2 separate regions of the Mus musculus genome follow, and region 1 is linked to region 2. The links are chromatin loops, found by intact Hi-C in ENCODE. Cell type or tissue: heart. All regions are shown on one strand. Each heading gives the region's core, and the rest is flanking DNA. Links, peaks and the distances in the headings are about the cores only.

Evidence for each region. A loop is a pair of places that touch in the nucleus more often than their neighbours do. Peaks named below come from ENCODE experiments on the same cell type or tissue, not always from the same donor. Only the 100,000 strongest peaks of a DNase experiment are listed, where the experiment ranks them.
Region 1: it touches region 2 in a loop (6-fold over the local background); 5 of 42 quality-filtered maps call a loop at or near these places.

What each region holds. Positions count from the first base shown.
Region 1 is chr11:76,095,869-76,103,868 of GRCm38, reverse strand. It overlaps Vps53 (VPS53 GARP complex subunit), which reads left to right. Exons shown (of 22, transcript NM_026664.4): 12 at 1,781-1,882. Among named protein-coding and RNA genes, the nearest start is that of Gm46252, 51 kb to the left of the region's middle. In heart, for the core only: no CTCF peak of the experiment used is centred there; a DNase peak (open chromatin) is centred at 4,588.
Region 2 is chr11:76,036,676-76,046,857 of GRCm38, reverse strand. It overlaps Vps53 (VPS53 GARP complex subunit), which reads left to right. Exons shown (of 22, transcript NM_026664.4): 22 at 276-632. The coding sequence ends at 446. Among named protein-coding and RNA genes, the nearest start is that of Rflnb, 14 kb to the right of the region's middle. In heart, for the core only: no CTCF peak of the experiment used is centred there; DNase peaks (open chromatin) are centred at 1,297, 3,757, 4,457, 4,617 and 1 weaker place.

The sequences.
Region 1 (8,000 bases), core at 1-8,000, 57 kb before region 2:
AATATTCTTACCGAGTTCCAGACTGTTCTGGAACTCACTGGATAGCACAGACTGGATTCTGACTAGAACAAACCTACAGGTTGAGAACTGTGCTCTAGAGTGTTGTAATTACAGGCATGTGTCTCTGTGCCTGGCCAAATACTAGCAACCCTTAAAAAGACAAAGCTTAGAGCATAGGTCTCTCTCTCTCTCTCTCTCTCTCTCTCTCTCTCTCTCTCTCTCTCTCTCACACACACACACACACACACACACACACACACATGATTTACAGCAGATCAAGAAGCTAGCATGCAAAGGATGCAGATCTTAAATGTTTGCCTGATTGTTTGAATGCACTGTTTCTTGCCAGTTTTCTGCAAAAGCCATTGTCTTAATAATGATTACCTTAAGCTGATATAGTCATCACAAGGCTTTCTTCGTATATAGAAGCCATTTTCTGACTACAAAATAGCACCCAAGTGCTTTAGACAATAATTTAGTAGTTTAAATGTGTATAAACAGAATTATCTTAAAGCTCATAGCAGATACCTTAGGGGGTTTTGGTTTCTGGGAGAGAAGAAGATGGAGAGAAGAGAGACACCATGGGGTAAGGGATTGTAAGAACTGGCTATATAGGCTGGCCAAGCCGAGTATGAACTGCCCACGTGGAACATGGCAAGTCATAATTTGAGGTTATTGATAGGGAGGTAAAAACTAATAGCTTAGAGGGTAGATACCCAGGTGTGGTGCTGATTAAGGTTTATTATAAATATAAAAGTTGTGTGCCTTTTATCTGGGAACAAAATGATCATAGGTGGGGTAGAAACCCCCATTAGAGATTAAGCATTTACTACAACAGTTTACATTTGGTTTTTGTTTGTAATACCTTTGGATGATACCTTGGCACTTTGCAGCCATTTACACTGTCATCTAACTGTGGCCTTCTCCTGGTTTTAGGAATTATATGAGTTTATATTACTGGTGATGCTACAATGTCACAAATACATTTGGAAACTCCTTTTCGACTTAGCCTCTTGTCTCCAGGGCCCATCCCTTGCCACATCACCTCATCCCAGCATCAATCAGCCCTTTTGCTTATCATTTGGGTTTGCTGAAACTCCTAGCACTTAAGCATAAAAGATGTTTCTGATTATGTGTGTGTTGGAATGTGCATGTGTGTGAGTGTGCATGTGTGTGAGTGTGCAGGTGTGTGTGTACATGTGGAGGCCAGAGAAGGATGTTGATTCTCTTTCTAAGCCTTATCCCTTATCACTCACTGTTTCTCAGCTGGACTAGCCAGCAAGTATCTGTGATCTACCAGTCTCTATGTAACCCTGTAACATAAGGGTTACAAGTACAGGCAACTATACCCGGCTTTATAAACACCCTTGAGGGATACACACGTGGCAAAGGCATGTAACCCACACTCGGCAGATGAAGAAGGCTTCCCAGAAGAAGAAACCTCTCGAATGAAAACTAAAGGATAAGTGAGAGTTTTAGCCAGATCAGAATTGGAATAAGGGTACCTGGTCCACATGGTGAGTTCTAAGACAGCCAGGGCTATGTAGAGAGACCCTGCCTTTAAAAAATAAAAATAAAATAAAATAAAAAAGAATCGAGTAGGGTAGACAGCGCAGGCTCTAGAAAGCGGAAGAGGACAATGTGGGTGAGGATATGGTCCCTGTGCCTCCAACCTTGTTATGAGGACAAATCCAATGATCCAGATGTTAGAAAACTTGGATAAAGTGAGTTGCCCCACAGGCTCATGCTCAGAAATAACACCTTTCTCATGTCTTAATAGAAAAAGCTGGAGTCCCCACCACCATCTACCAATCCTTTCCTGGAAGATGAGACAACACCAGAGATGGAGGAGCTGGCTCTGGAGAAAGGAGAGTTAGAGCAAGTAAGTCTGCTGGTATTGTAGTGTGTAACTCATGCTCTTCCTGAAAGTGGGTTGCTCACTTCAGGTATGATCTGGCCAGGATCACACTCAGAGATCATGACTTACAGAAGGCCTCGTATAAGGACGCAATCAGATGACGAAGAACCATGTTCCTGCCCTGATGTGTTGCAGAAGAGCCTCCACTCAGCATGTAGCACCACATGCTTGCCGCAGCCTGTGCACAGGGCTGCCCAGTTATAGTTCTGTCTTGTTCAGCATCTTCTGGGGCTGTCAGGCAGCTCCCTTCCTCTCCTCCAGTACTGTGATAATGCAAGATACTCTGAGGTTAGCTATGCCATCCCCGGGCTGGAAGAGCCCTCTGCACAGAGCTAGCCAATTGGAAGCCAATGGGGAGGCCTTGGAAACATCAGGGTGACCAGCAGAGCCTTTGGAGTTTCTTTTCAGAGCACACCAGCACTTTTAATTTCCTTCAGCACTTTCTGTCCAGCTCAAAATTTCCTGTTCCTTCTTCCTACAGAATGGTGTTTTTGTTTCATTGCTATTTTATGACAGGAGATGCTAGAGCAGTAAGTCAGCTGTTTCCTTTCTGGATTAGAGCTCCTTCTCTTTCATGCTCTACACTTGGCTGCTAGAGGGTTATTGGGTGGCATTGTTTCTCTCCAGACACCAGCCAAAGGGAGGTGGCTGGGAGGCCAGCTTGAGGAAATACAGCCACACAGTGTGCAGCTAGCTCTGCATTCCAAGTGGCAAGGTTGGGTGAATTCTGACAGGAGTCAGACAGCAGAATTCCTAGAAGCCATTAAATGTGTCTGTTCCATTGATTAAGTAATTGTAATAACACAGGTACCTCACATTTAAGGCACTTTATAATTTCAAAATCTTTACACGCTTTCTTTCATTTCACTTTCACTATGTGTCCCTCTCGTTTACAGGTGATGAAAGTACAGCTCAGAGAGGCTCACCAGCTCGATCACACAGGGCTATAAGTTTGGAAGTGGAGGGGTGGGACTAGCAGCCAGGTCTAGCAGATGGAAACTTGAATTCCTTTCCTAGCACCTCCCCCCCATACACACTTCATGTCTTATTAAAAAGTGAAGACCATAGAAGTGAAGTTTATGGGCAAAAGTAATCAGGAAGAACTGAGAGTTGCTGTGAGTCTATCCCAGAAAAGTGGGGCTAGCTGTAGCTTGTTTAAAGCTGTAGTATTATTAGGTAGCACAGACAAGGGGATATTGCTTCTGACCCCAGTGCAGTTCTCAGAGTGGGAGCAAGGACTCAGATTGGAGGGGCTTCAATTTTTTTGGTAAATTCCACTGGGCCACCTGCTTAGTAGAAACATGCCTTGTGCAGTCATGCTTTGTATGGGGCCTTCCTGCCTCCCCAAGCTATAAGCTGCCTTTGCCTTGATTGATTAGGGCCATGCAGTTTGAGCACTCAGTGCTCTGTGTTAGCTGGTTACCTCTGGGTGCCATTACACTGAGTCAGCAGAGTCCCTTCATTACCTTTGCACCCTTTTGCTGGATAAAATATGACTTTGGTTTTGTCTTGAAATTTTTTCCTCTTCATGAAAGCTTGAAGTGACTGTTGTAAGACCAAGACCTGCAGGTTCCAAGGACAGTGATGACTGATCCTGGACGAGCAGGCAGGGGAAAGCAGGACTCTGCAGTGATGAGAATTCGGGGCCTGTGTCTGCTGCTCAGGGCTGCTCACAGGTGCTGGCCTTAGGTAGGTTTTAGGCTCTCTCAGCCTCCATGCTGTCATATTGTGACCTTCATGCTGTGTTCTTTGATGGTCCTTGGGGAGTTGGGAGAGAAAGAAACCAAGGTCCCTGCAGCTATAGCAGCTCCATTCTCAGTTACTTTGTGTGTGGACCTCCAGGCCAAGCTTGTTTTACACCTAAAGTTTTACATGTGTTTAAATAAAACAAAACAAAACAAAACAAAACAAAACTAATAACAAATTCTGATCTAGGTGATGTCCCTGTCATTTAAGGCTGTTCTTTATTAGTAGTAACACTCACACAGTGACTAATGCCCCCCATATGTTACTCACACCTCTGGCTTGCTAGATGGACTCTCAGATGCCTTCCCAGCAGCCAGTTGGCTTCTGGAGTTTTATGTACTGGAAGAACAGGAGCTCTTGGGGTGCAGGGAAGAGACTCCACAGCATTAGCAGGGATCCCCTTCTGTTGTCCTTCGTTACTTGAGCCGTCTCCTTGCTCCAGCCAGTAGGCAGTTGGCTCCCAGGGTCAAGGTCACTTCTTGCTCCCTGTTGCAGTTTGTGTCTAGCTGCTGAGAAAGGAGTGTGAACTTGAAAAAGTAGTGTCTACTTCATGAGAAGACCTGAGTGCCTAGTTGCCAAGATATTCCCAGTAATATAAAAAGAACATTTGAAAAGGGACTGAGGGCACAGGAGGAGAGAGAAGAAATCAGGAATTTCTGGTTTGCAAATGTACCCTTCTGGTGATCCAAGCAGTTAGATTTAATCTGTTTACATTGGATAGTAATAAAAGGAAATGGGGCCAGCTGCAGACCTCCTTACTGTGACAACAGTAACCTTTTATTATTCCATCAAACTCCGGGAGGAAATAGCTTAAACATCTGCAGCTCTTGGACAGAATTCACACACTCAGCAGTCCAGCCTGAGTGCTACTGCTAAATGACTTAGTGTATTCTTTAAGCTGAGGATCAGCTCTTCGGGGAGCTGCCTGGTGCAAAGGGAGACACCAGTGTGAGCTGAAATTCCAGCACCTACTCACTAAACATGAGCACATTCATAGAGCAGCCATGGGCCAGGGCAGCCCTGTGGAAAAGTGGTAAGAGAAAGAAACCTGGGCAGTGCCTCTTGTTATCCCTGCCATGCTTCAACTCATAAAATACATCAACAGGAACTAGGCACTGTGGTGACAGGACTAATGACAGACAAGGCAGAGATAGATCAGTCACCCAAGGTAGACTTGGGGCACCTGCCTGTCTGCTGATGCAGCTTCTGTATATTCTGTGGAGCCTCACCATGGAAAGACCCATGAACATCAGTCTAGATGACCTTGTTAGAGCATCACAAAGCCATGTTCTCCCAAGTACAGATCTGTATTTTATACTCACCAAGGAGCCTTTAGACTTGTCAGACATGTGTTTAAAACCATATGTTGTTTTGTACACAGTTAGGAAACTATAAGCAAAACCACAGATTAAGATATTCCTAAAATGTCTTCATATACAAGATCCAGTCTTTGGAACCACTTGTTAATTAAACTATATTTTGCCAGGCAAAGCAGCATAAACTTGCGCCCCTTCTTGGAAGGCTGAGGCAGGAAAAAGTGCTTCTGTACAAGCCTGACTAATTGAGCTCAACCCCCAGGACCCATGTGAAGATGCATTGTTGGGGTCAGCTGGAGAAGCCTGTATTAGCCAGCTGTTAACTACACTGTGTGCTCAGGATCTCTCTCTCTCTCTCTCTCTCTCTCTCTCTCTCTCTCTCTCTCTCACACACACACACACACACACACACACACACACACACACACACACACACATGGGTGAACACACATATGCACACACATACTCCTCACAGCCTTCATGATGGGTCATCTGTGTTAACCTAGAAGAAACAGAGACCAGCTCCTGGCGCCCGTGCTCTGAGGTGAGCAGCTGTGGGCTGGGTAAAGCCCTGTGCTTTCCCAGAGACTCTCTCCAAGTCCTCTCCAGGGCCCAGCATTGGTGGGAGTTTCCACATGGTAAGATACACAAGATCTGGTGGATATTTATCCTTAAGAAGGACCGGAGTTTTGAGCAGGTGTAATGGGATATCCCTGGTATTTCAGTACTTAGGAGGTAGAAGCAGAAGGATTTTCTAGGATATAGAATGAAGCTCTTTGTCTTAAAAAACAAAAACAGAACCAGAATTTTTAAGAAATCTGGCCTAAAATTTAAAAACATGAAAGTTACTAGATGTGAAAGAGAAAATTACTGGGTGTATATAAAGTTGTAAAGGTCCCCTTCTCACCTTCCCCCTTTTCTGTACCCTTGGCTAGCCCAGAACTCAGAGCTTTTCCTTCATCTGCCTACCAAATGCTGGGATTAAAAGCATGAGCCATCACACCCAGCAATATTTAATTTTTATTGAAAATTAATTTTTAAATGTTTTTTTTTTGAGATAGGATCTCTCTGTGTAGCCCTGGCTGTTTTAGAGCTTGCTCTGTAGACCAGGCTGGCCTTGAACTCACAGAGATCTACCTGGTATTAAAGACATGAGCCATTATGCCCAGCTAAAAGATGTTTTTGACTGATTAAAGTGACTTGTAAATAACCAGATGCTAAGAAAGTAGATAGATTTCTGTCTGTTACTGGGGGGCAGCTTTTCCAATTTTTAGCAGTTATTTTTATTTTAAAAATTTGTATTACATTTTGTTTGTTTAGAGTGGAGGGAAGGGACCACATATCTTGATATTTGTATGGAAGTCAGAGGGCAGCTTGTGGAGTTGTTCTCTTCTTCCACTCTGTGGGTCCTGATATCCAATTCAAGTTGGCAATCTTGTGGTAAGTGCTGAACCTGCTCACTGGCCCAGTACTTTGTTTTTTGAGACAGGGTCTCACCATATTGCCAAGGTTGTTCTCAGGCTATCTCTCTGCCTCTGTCTCCCATATAGCTCAAATACAGATATGTGCCACCACTCCTAGCTTTTTTTTTTTAAGTTTTAATTTAATTTTTTATTAAACTAATAAAATTTATTTTAAAATATACAACTCAGTATTGATATTTTTTAAGTCATAAAAATAATTTATAATAGTTAAATACCTCTTAAATATACATGATATCTTTTGAAGCTAAAAGTAGTATGCACTCAACCAGTTTTTTTTTAAAGATTTATTTATTTATTTATTTATTTATTTATTTATTTATTATATGCAAGTACACTGTAGCTTTCCTCAGACACTCCAGAAGAGGGAGTCAGATCTCATTATGGGTGGTTGTGAGCCACCATGTGGTTGCTGGGATTTGAACTCCTGACCTTTGGAAGAGTGGGTGCTCTTACCCACTGAGCCATCTCACCAGCCCTCAACCAGTTTTAAAAATCTATTTGGAACATTAAACATGATTTCAACATGAAGTATGAAAAAAAATCTCCTATGAAGTCCTCTATAAAAGGAAATTGTGGAAAGTTCCTGATTAGACAGAAACCATTTTATCTGCAAGGGAGAATACTCAGTGTAACTGTAGCTTCATAGGATAAATTGGGCACTGTTCCTTCTGTTTCTGTTTTTTGGAATAGTTTGAGGAGTATTGGTATTAGGTCTTCTTTGAAGGTCTGATAGAACTCTGCACTAAATACATCTGGTTCTGGGCTTTTTTTGGTTGGGAGACTTTTAATGACTGCTTCTACTTCTTTAGGGGTTTTGGGACTGTTTAGATGGTTTATCTGATCCTGGTTTAACTTTCGTATTTGGTATCTGTCTAGAAAATTGTCCATTTCATCCAGATTTTCCAGTTTTGTTGAAATAGGCTTTTGTAGTAGGATCTGATGATTTTTTTAAAATTTCCTCAGTTTCTGTTGTTATATCCCCCTTTTCTGATTTTGTTAATTTGGATACTGTCTCTGTGTCTTAGTCTGGCTAAGGGTTTATCTATCTTGTTGGTTTTCTCAAAGAACCAGCTCCTAGTTTTGTTGATTCTTTGTATAGTTCTTTTTTTTTTTTTTTTCTACTTGGTTGATTTCAGCTCCAAGTTTGATTATTTCCTGCAGTTTACTCCTCTTGGATGTATTTGCTTCTTTTTGTTCTAGAGCTTTCAAGTGTGCTGTTAAGCTGGTAGTTCATGCTTTCTCTCCAGTTTCTTTTTGGAGGCACTCAGAGCTGAGTTTTTCTCTTAGCACTGCTTTCATTGTGTCCCATAAGTTTGGGTATGTTGTGTCTTCATTTTCATTAAATTCTAAAAAGTCTTTAATTTCTTTATTTCTTCCTTGGCCAAGTTATCATTAAGTAAGGCATTGCTCAGCTTCCATGTGTATGTGGGCTTCCTGTTGTTTTTGTTGCTATTGAAGACCAGCCTTAGTCTGTGGTGATGTGATGGATGCATGGGATTATGCCAATCTTCTTGTATCTGTTGAGGCCTGTTTTGT
Region 2 (10,182 bases), core at 1-8,000:
TAGGGCATTGTTCTTCCCTCTGCCTTTGTTTCTCCTCTTTCTAACCCTTCCCCTCTCCTTCCACATTCCCTGTTTCTCCTTCCTCAGTTTTATCTTCCAGGCTGCTGCCCAGGACCAGAATTCCCCTGAAGGAAGCAAGGTCCTCGGGTTCTTGGCATCATGCAGTTAGCCCAGCACAGCTCAGTCTGAGCGAACTGCAAGACCCAAGTGTGCCTCCTACTCCTGCCAGGCACTGCGGGCCACCGCCTGACCAGTTTCTCTCCCTTTCCTCTCAGGGGCTGAAGAGGAGTGAGCAGAGCAGCATGCTGGAACTTTTGCGGCAGAGGCTCCCTGCCCCGCCCTCGGGGACAGAAGGTTCCAGCACCCTGTCGCTGATTGCCCCAACACCGGAGCAGGAGTCATCCCGAATCCGCAAACTGGAGAAACTGATTAAAAAGAGACTGTAAGGAGTGGGAAGGCATGGCCAGAGTCCTGAACAGCCGACTTCTGCAAACCCTCACACTGAGTCCTGAGTCTTGAAGCCTCTGAGAACATTACGGTTATTAAAGTATCTCTCTCATAACATGTCTTATTTTCTATCTCAGTCATGGAAGCTCAGTGAAATCTGTGTTATTAAAAGGCATTTTTAGATTATCTCCATCCCTGAAGCTGGGGCAGCAGTGGTTGAAAGGTCCCTGTGGTTTACCTGCTGTCCCCAGGCTGCCTGTGATGGTTGAGTTGTCACTGACCCATGTCATCTCCCCACTCAGCCCTCGACACCAGCCAGGGCCTGCAGCTTGGCTGAGGAAGCCTGGATCTTACCTCTTTCTCCATCTGTGTTGTGAGGTCCTTTTCCCTCTCTGTCTCTGGAATTGGCCTGGGGGCCTGAGTGAGCCAAGTGGCTGGTGGCAGAGTGGGATATTGGCCTCTTTACCAATTCCCTGCAGTATTAGCACTTTTCCATGTAAATAACTGTTTCTGGGACTCAATCTGCTGTCTTCCATAACATGGCCAAGCTACCCCTGTTTTCTCCCATGTCTCTGTACTCTCCAGAAGAGAGATGCCCACTGAGTCTCTTGCCCATGGAGGAGACAGACTGTGTGAGTGCTGGTGTGCCCAGCCTGAGCAGCAGGGGTCTTGCCTGTGGTGGGCTCCTGAGCTGGTGTGGAGGCAGACCTAGAGCTGACTTAGAGGCGGGGTCTTTGTGGCACTCTCCCTGTTCACATGAACACATTGTCTAGCCCTGGATCCTGGGAAGGAGACTGTCTGCTGAGAGATACCGGGAATTTCCCTTGAAAGGGCTTTCTTGGCAGAAGCTGTGGGAAGGAAAAGAGTAAGTCTGACCGTCTGACTTCCCACTCGCTCAGATGCTTCAAGTCCAGAGTACTTTCCAGAGCCCTGAGACCTGGTGGCTGATGTAGTACCACAGCAGCACATCATGACTACTGCTGAGAAAAACCACCATGATACTGACCGTGCACACCAGGCTCAGAACCGGAAACAGCCCAGAGCACAGCCCAGCTCTTCTGCCTGTGCTGCCCACCACCAGCTCTTGAAATCCAGTTCTGCAGGGGAGTCACCCCACTTCCGGGAAACAGGCACCTTACCAGTGCAGACGTCACCCTGCTCTCGCTGCTCTTGAAACCAAGGCTCTGTTATGTGACCACAACTTCAGTGTGACCACCTTTATTGACAGCTTTCGTCCTGGTACTAAACGTGTTAGCTGTTAGAACAGAAAGATCTGGGCCCTAGACTTGATCCCAGATCCCAGACCCACTTCTTGAGCATGATCGCCACAGCAGGAAGGCTCGCCTGGTTATCTCCGGCTATCAGAGTGCTCAGCTCTGATCTGGGCCTCCTTCCTTTTCTCTCCTTTGTTCTCTTAACCCCTGGGCTACACACCAGCCCTAGAGCCTCATTTCTTCATCAGCACCTAGCCTGTTCTTGCTAGGAGGAATCACTCTCGTGTGTTAAGCATGTTTAAATTCTAATCAGAAAGAAAACAAGTAGCAAGGAAAAGATGTGTGGCCCTTGGTCAGGATGTATCACAACCCAGACAAGTGCAGAAGCTCACTGGGCCTTAGCTGGGGGCTGGGGGTCCCCTCTGTGCTGCCCTATTGGAAAGCAGGCATGTGGCTATCCCCAGACAGCACAGCCAAGTCAGCCACCTGCCACCCACCCTGGGGAGCTGAAGCCAGTGGGCTCCTCCCACCCCTGGCTACTGTGTACTGTGTGCTGTGCGCACACAGCTTATTAAACTTGTCTTTTTGGCTCATTCATGAGAGGCTGGTTTTCCAGCCAATCTCTATGGTGGTACTGAGCGGTCAAGCGGCTGTTTCTCCCAGTCAGTGGTCACAGCAGCGAAGTGACTGACTTGATGTATCACGCTGTCAGAAACCACGTAGGAGCCAGCAGATAGGTGTCAGTAGGAGTTATGTTAAATGTCTTCTTGATGAAGACTGAATCCAGCATGTTCTGTACAGCCTCTTCCTCACCTGGGGAATGCATTAGACTCCCTCGGGGCCCTCTGAGAAATGCAGATGTCTAGAGACTGAACTGTGAGTCTGCAGAGGAGCCTGCTGGGTCTATGCTTAGGAGCCACACAGGTGATTACAGTTGTCTGTCAGTATCCACAGGAGACTGCTTCCAGGACCACACACACCCCATGCAGATACTCTGTCTCTTCTATAAAATAGCACCGTGTGTGTAAACAATCCCAGCACATCCTTTAGTTGAATCTGAGTACCTCTGGACTATGTATAGTGCCTCATATAATGTAAATACTACATAAATAGTTGGGTTGCTGGGGTTGTTTTTGGTTTTTGATAGTGGTTTTGTTTTGTTTTAATACAGTCTCACAATGTGGTCCAGGCTGACCTTGAATTCATAACCCAAGCTGGATTCTCAGCTACAGGTGTGCACTTCCATACCTGGAAATAAATAGTTGTTAACACTGAGTGGCTTAGGGACTAGTCACAATTTAAAAACTAGTTTGTAGGCTCAGACAGGCCCAGTCCTCCCCACCTCCCAGACACTATTACTGCCTTTGGTTGAAACCACACTTGTGTGACCCACAGGTATAGAGGACCAACTGTAGAATGCTATCACCCCTTGCAGTGAAAAGAAAAGGACTTTATTGAAAGAGTCCTGTAGCCCATTTTCTCTGGCTATCTAACTTGAGGCTTCAGCCAGAAGCTTTGTCTATTATTGTTACTTCTACTTCAAAACATACATAGCTAGGCATATGGTACGTACCTTTAATTCTAATACTAAGGAGGCAGTGGAAGGCAGACCTCAGGAGTTAGAGGCCAGGCTGTGTAGTGGCTTCCAGACTAACCAGGGCTACATAGTAAGACCCTATAGCAGAAAAACAGAATGAACAACAGCAACAAAATTTAAGAGTTCTTTGCATATCTTCTGTTAGAGCAGATAGCTGGCTTAGAGATGTCAGGCTAGAGAAAGTTTCATTTAGACTATGCCTACAAAACAGGAGCCACAAAGAACCACTGGCCTCTCACAGAGCCTTGCAGGTTCAAAGCCTTGGGTTCATGTCTGTCACTGAAAAGAAAATTCTTTTCTGGCAGAACAAAGACTCAGCACCCAAGACTCTGCCCAGCACCCAGAAAGGTGCCCATTGTGCATACATCTCAAGTGGCTCTTAGAACAGAGAGCGCAGGTCCTGCCTGCTGCCTGCTGTGGGGGTGTTACTCAGGCCCATCCCCTTTGAGTTGCTATTGGAAGAGGAAGCCTGGCTCCCTGTTTACAGAAGGCTCAGGGAAGTGCCAGAAACACGCAGCTGGAAATGTCATTCCTCTCCCTAGGAAGCGAGGTCTCAAAATAACCAGTTTGCTTGAGGGGGAAGGCAAGTTCCACACTTCTTGTCTACTCCAAGTTGGATTCCCAAAAATAAAATAGTTCGGGCTGACTGCATCGGGCCATTTAAGTAGCCTTGGAAACAGGCTTGTGAAAAGCCAGCAGACATGAAGAGAACCATTACGTTTTACAAATGAAATAAAAATTTCCAGTCCCATCCTAACTGTCCGTCAAAAAAGCATGTTGAACCTGCAGAATTTTGCACCTTTGGGAGATGTAAATTTCTCTCAAAAAAAAGATCATTCTTTTGTGTAAGTGTCTTTCCTTTTGCCCATCTGGAATTAATTTCTTGGTGCATCTTGAAATACAAAAATACTTCAGTTAATTAAAGCATTACTGAATGTCATTTGCTAGAATGTCTTCTCTACTGCTGACAGAAAACAGAAGGGACCCTAGGAAGAGCCTCGAGCTTCCCTTCCAGCAGTGAGGCAGGTGGAGGGAACAGTCTAAAGAGAACGTGGCAGTCCTGAGCCATCGCTGGCCGTCCAACTGCAGTGGCACCCAGCGTCTGAATGTGTGTCAAGTGTTCTGCTTCTGGTTTGGATTCCACTTTGCACCGAGTTTCCATCCCTTGGCTTTCCCTCCCCTTCCTGTCCCAGTCTCAGCCCAGTTTCCCATGTGGCTGCCCAGAGATCCCTTGCCTATGCAGAGCAACTTAGTCCTGTCTCCTCCACAGCTGGGTGGGCATTCTGCAATGAGATCTTTTAGGGAATTCTGATGTTTCTTTCAACAGTGGAAAATCTGCTGCAGCACTTCCATTAGTCTGGCCTGAGATCTTTACTTACTTTCCATCCATCGTCACCAGCTCCTGCTTCCACAGGCCAGCCAGGGATGACTCTCTTGAGAAAAGAAGCACTTCCGATTACCCACCCTGGAGGGCTTCGTGTAGGATGATTTTCCTACCAGTCCTCCGCCTTCTCACCTACAAAGCCAGGCAAAGGGAGCACTGGTGAGCAGTGGCCTATGAAGAATGTGTCCACTGGAAACAAAAGCAGACCGGGATGGAAACTTCCACAGAATCCCTGCTCTGCAGGTCTGGTCCTAGCACTCTGACATTGGGCCAGACATTGATCCTCTGTGCCTTAGCTTGTAACATCTGTGAAAAAGGATTATAAATCTTTTCAGTAATCTTTGGAGGTTTTTGTTTTGTTTTGTTTTGTTTTAATGAGACAGATAGATCCAGGCTGGCCTTGATTTCGCTAATTAGCAAGGCTGGCCTTGAAGTCCTGTTCTTCCTGCTTCTGCCTCCCAAGTGCTAATATTGAAGGAGTATGTGCCACTAACCCCAGCTCTTCCCAGTGACCTGAGGCAGGAGGATTTCTGTGAGTTTGAAGCCAGCCTGGGCTACATAGTTCTAGACCAACTGGGTTGCAGAATGAGACCGTGCCTCTGAGACACAGAGTCAACGGGGCTGTACAGGTCGCACTGGACCAGGTGTGAGTCTGTCTCTCTGGGCCGAGGTAAATGAAAGCTTGTTATCATTCGCCACGGCTGAGTCTGTGGCTGGAAGGACTGACAGTAGGTGTGTAGCCTCAAGTGGCCAGTCTGCCTTCCCTGGGCTGACTTTAATCAGACAGCCAAGTAGAAATGTATCCTGCTTTCCTGACCCAGCTGCATTCACAGCCAACAGCACAAGGTCAGCTTTTACCTTTTTAGGTTATGATGGTGATACCCACCTGACTCAAGAGGTCTTGAAGCCTCCCATTCTGCACTCCTCTTGCCCTGGCAGCATCTACTTCCTCTAGCCATTAGTAATAAACCTACAGACATGGAAGAGAGCTTCCTCTCCTGGCGGTGTTGGCCAGGGTACCCACTTCAGAAAGCGGGACACATTTCCTTTGAATGCACTGCCAAAGGCCATCTTCCAAAACAGTGCTTTGTGTACAGTGTCTAGTCCGTGGCTCCTCTCTCCAGTTATTTTTACCTGAAAGCCTGTTGTTGTCTCCTGGGGTTTTGTGAGGTTTGGTTTTTGACCTATAGTAACCCCCAAATTATGGAGAGACAGGCAGTCCTAATTGGAAAAGCTGCAGTTGGCTCACAGAATGGAATCCATTAAATGCTTGACAAAGAATCTTAGTTGTTTTCCACCCCCACCCCCCAAGGCTGCCTAATTACCTGCGTTCAGGGGCAAAGTTCCTACCTAGCCTTGTGGGATGGTGACTCAGAGAATGTGGAGTGAAGAGAGTGATTATAAATTAAAATTTATGGGGGCAGGGTTTGGTAATGGACTCCTATAATCCTGGTACCGGGGAGGCTGAGGCAGGATGCTCAGGAGCCAGAAGCCGCTCTGTAGGGTTGGGGATATAGCTCCAGTAGAGTGCTTGCTGAGCACCTGCAGCGTCTGTGCCACTCACAACCATCTTACAGCACTACCAACCACAATGCCAAAGGCTCTTTACCAAAACAAACTGGGACAAACCCCAGTGTGAAATGCTCGGTCAGCTAAGACTGTTTCCCACTTAATCTGAGACCTCTTTCAACTTCTGCTTCATAATCAAATGGAATTTGCACAATTTCCACGCCTCCTTCTGTTTGGGACAATTTTTCAACAAGTCAGAAATTAAGACCAGCTTCTCAACAAACTCCCCCCCCCCCCCACCACCACCACCATTTCCAAGGCCAAGAAAAGTCTTTACAAAGGCGCCACGGCTTTCTAGAAGGAAGTGGTGGCAAGCAACTAGCTGCTCCTGCCTGCTTGGTTTGTGTTACGGTGCAAGGAAGCTGCACTCCGTGATGGCCATCAAAGGCAGCCACTGAGTAGCAAACAGGAGTGCAGCTCATACGTGGTGGTGCACGCCTTTAATCCCAGCACTCGGGAGGCAGAGGCAGGCAGATTTCTGAGTTCAAGGCCAGCCTGGTCTACAGAGTGAGTTCCAGGACAGCCAGGGCCACACAGAGAAACCCTGTCTCGAAAAAAAACAAAAACAAAAACAAAACAAAAAAAAAAACCCAAAACCAAAAAAACAAAGGGGAACAACCATTCACTGACATCTCTCCGCACAGACCCAGCCTCAGGGGAGTCTTAACTCTGTGTGTGTGTGTGTGTGTGTGTGTGTGTGTGTGTGTGTGTGTGATCCCCGGGAACTGGAGTTATTACTGATGGTTATGAGCCACACTGTGAGTGCTGGGAATCCATCCCCAGTTCTCTGGGAGAACAGCCAATGCTTGTTAACAGCTGAGCCATCTCTCCAGTCCTCTCTCCTCTTTTTGAAGTGAGTTTTTTACTCTACAGTCCAAGCTGATCTCAAACTGTGTCAATCCTCCTGTCTTGGCCTCCTAAGTGCTAGAATTGCAAACATTAGTCATACCTATTGTATGCTCTTTTAACTTTGAATTATATATTTTTCAAATTTATTTTAGTGTTTACACACACATGAGTAGAGCATTATGGAGGTCATAGGACAATTTTCAGGAGTTAATTTACTTCTAGTATGTGGGTCCTACTGATTAACTTGGGTTGTCAGGCTTGGCAGTTAGCACCAACTCTGAGTCATCTTGCCAGCTCTTGACCCAGGTATTGGCTCTGAGACTGGCACTCTTCACTGTCAAATAGGAATATAAGAGGGTGGCTTGGTCCTGGGCCCTAGCTGTCAGGGCCATCTGTGTCTTCCACTGTGAGAGAGGAAAGGTGGCAAATTCCAGATCAGACAGACGCATAACAAGACCTTCTCTTAAGCCTATTTATTAAGTAGGGTTAGATCCATTTTGTGTGTGGGACCAGGAAACCCAGAGAGAGTGTGACATGTCCAGGAAGAGGCAGAGCCAGGATCTCAACAAAGCCACCTTCTATCTTTCTAGATTTCATGCACTCCTCCATAGTTTTAAGTTTTATAAGCTATGAGGTCCTTGCTGTACAAAATAGCTGTGGAAATACTATTATTATTAATAGCATGTCTTGAGTTTAAATCTTTTCAAAGGAAATCAGAGAAGATGTTGAAACTCATATTTTAGGGTATGTGATACCCTGAGGCAGAAGGATGAAGGGATGCCCTCCACTGCCTAGAAAGATGGATAGCTCGGTGGTCCAGAGAAGTTGTTGCTCTTGCAGAGGACGACGGGGATTTGGTTCCCAGCACCCACTAATTCTAGTTCCAGAGGATCTGATGCCTTCTCTGGCCTCCTTGGGCTCCAGGCATGTTAGGCCACCCTGGACTACAGAGTGAGTTACTGACACTGTTACTGTTCTTTACAAAGGCCAGATGTGGTGGCACATACCTTTAACTAGCACTTGGGAGGCAAAGGTAAGCAGATCTTTGTACATTCATGGCCAGCCAGGTCTATAGAGAGAATTCCAGGACAACCAGGGCTACATAACGAGTCTCAAAACAAGAATAAAAGAAAGGAAAACATACTTTGCACCTGAGGTCTTGAATGACCTCATAATTTACGTTTCAACCCAGCATCTAATTTACTGCTGCTTGCTTTGTTTTTGCAGACTTGAGAAATCTTGATTTGAAAAATTGAAAACAAGCTGAGTGTGGTGACACACCCTTTAAACAGCACTTGGGAGGCAGAGGCAAGCGGATCTCAGAATCTGGGCTACAGCCTGGGCTACAGAGTGAGTTCCAGGACAGCCAGGACTACACAGAGGAAAGGAAAGGAAAGGAAAGGAAAGGAAAGGAAAGGAAAGGAAAGGAAAGGAAAGGAAAGGAAAGGAAAGGAAAGGAAAGGAAAGGAAAGGAAAGGAAAGGAAAGGAAAGGAAAGGGAAAACAGTATCCTTCCAACCACAGATATCCCCTCAACGTGTGTGTGTGTGTGTGTGTGTGTGTGTGTGTGTGTGTGTGTGTGTTTACAGGCATGCATCCACCACAGTGTGCATGTTGAAGTAGAAGAAACAGCATTGGGTGTTGTGTCACTTCCCACCTTTGTTCGTGACAGGGTCTCTCTCGCTGTTCACTGCTGCAACACCAGGCCAGCTGGCTCCCCAAGCTTCCTGTGAGAACTTGTCTTTGCCTCCTGTCCCCTGATGGGACACTGGGCGGGGGCGGGAGGGGGTAGGTGAGGGGGAGGCTATTTACAGATGCAGCTATTCCACTGTGCTGGATTTTCATGTGGCTTCCAAGCATCTAAACTCAAGTTGTTTGTCTGGTCCTGCAAGCTCTTTCCCCACTAAGCCATTTCCATCCCAAATATACACACACATGCATATGCACACACACACACACACACACACACACACACACACACACACTGCTTGTTTGGTCTTTTATTTTTGAACTCAGGTTCACTTCAAACTCTCAGTCTTCCTGCCTCACAGCTTCCTGCCCAGCCTGAGTTCTGGGTTACAGCATATGCCACTGTGCCACTGTGCAAGCACAGATACTCTAATTAAGCAGAGGTCCCAGGGGTTAGAGAGATGGCCCCTCAGTTAAGACCATCTGCTCTTTCTGAGGTCCTGAGTTCAATTCCCAGCAAACCACGTGGCAGCTCACAATCCGATGCTCTCTCCCGGTCTGCAAGCATAGATGCAGACAAACCACCTATGGACCTAAAAAAATAAATAAATCTTAAAAACAAAACAGAATAGAACAGCAAGATAAACTCTCTCTTAAGCTGCCCTAGCAACAAAACAAGTCATGGGCCCTCATCAGCCTGCTTATAACACCTTTGAGATACTGTGTTTGTATAGTTGTGATGTTTAGGTTTTTTGGGAACTTAAAAAAATCCAATTTCAAAGAAAAGTTCAGGGCTGAGAATATAACTTGATTGAAAGAATGCTGGCCCAGCTTGCATGAAGCCCCAAGTGTGAGCCCCATCACTATAGAAACTGGATAGGGAGCTGGAGAGATGGCTCAGTGGTTAAGAGCACTGACTGCTCTTCCAGAGGTCCTGAGTTCAAATCCCAGCAACCACATGGTGGTTCACAACCATCTGCAGTGTGGCCTCATGCCCTCTTCTGGTGTGTCTGAAGAAAGCAGTGGTGTACTTATATACAATAAATAAATAAATAAATAAATAAACAAACAAATAAATAAACAAATCATTAGAGCTGGATAAGGTAGCACATGGGTCTTTTTGGGGGGCGGCGGTGGTTGGGTTTTGTTTTGTTTTTATGTGTATCCATGTAAGTCTATGTGGGCAGTGTAGTGCAGGTGGCCATAGAAGGCAACTGAGGGCATCAGATTCCCTGGAGCTGGAGTTGCAGGCAGCTATGTGCCACCCAGTGTGGATGCTAAAAATTGAACTCTGATTCTCTGCAAGAGCTGCACGTGCTCCTAACCACTGAGCTGTCTATCTCTTGAGGCCCTGGTGGCATACATTGTAATCTCTTGGGAAGTAGAGGCCAGAGCATCAGATTCAGTTAATGTCAGCTAAAAAGTTGGTTCAAG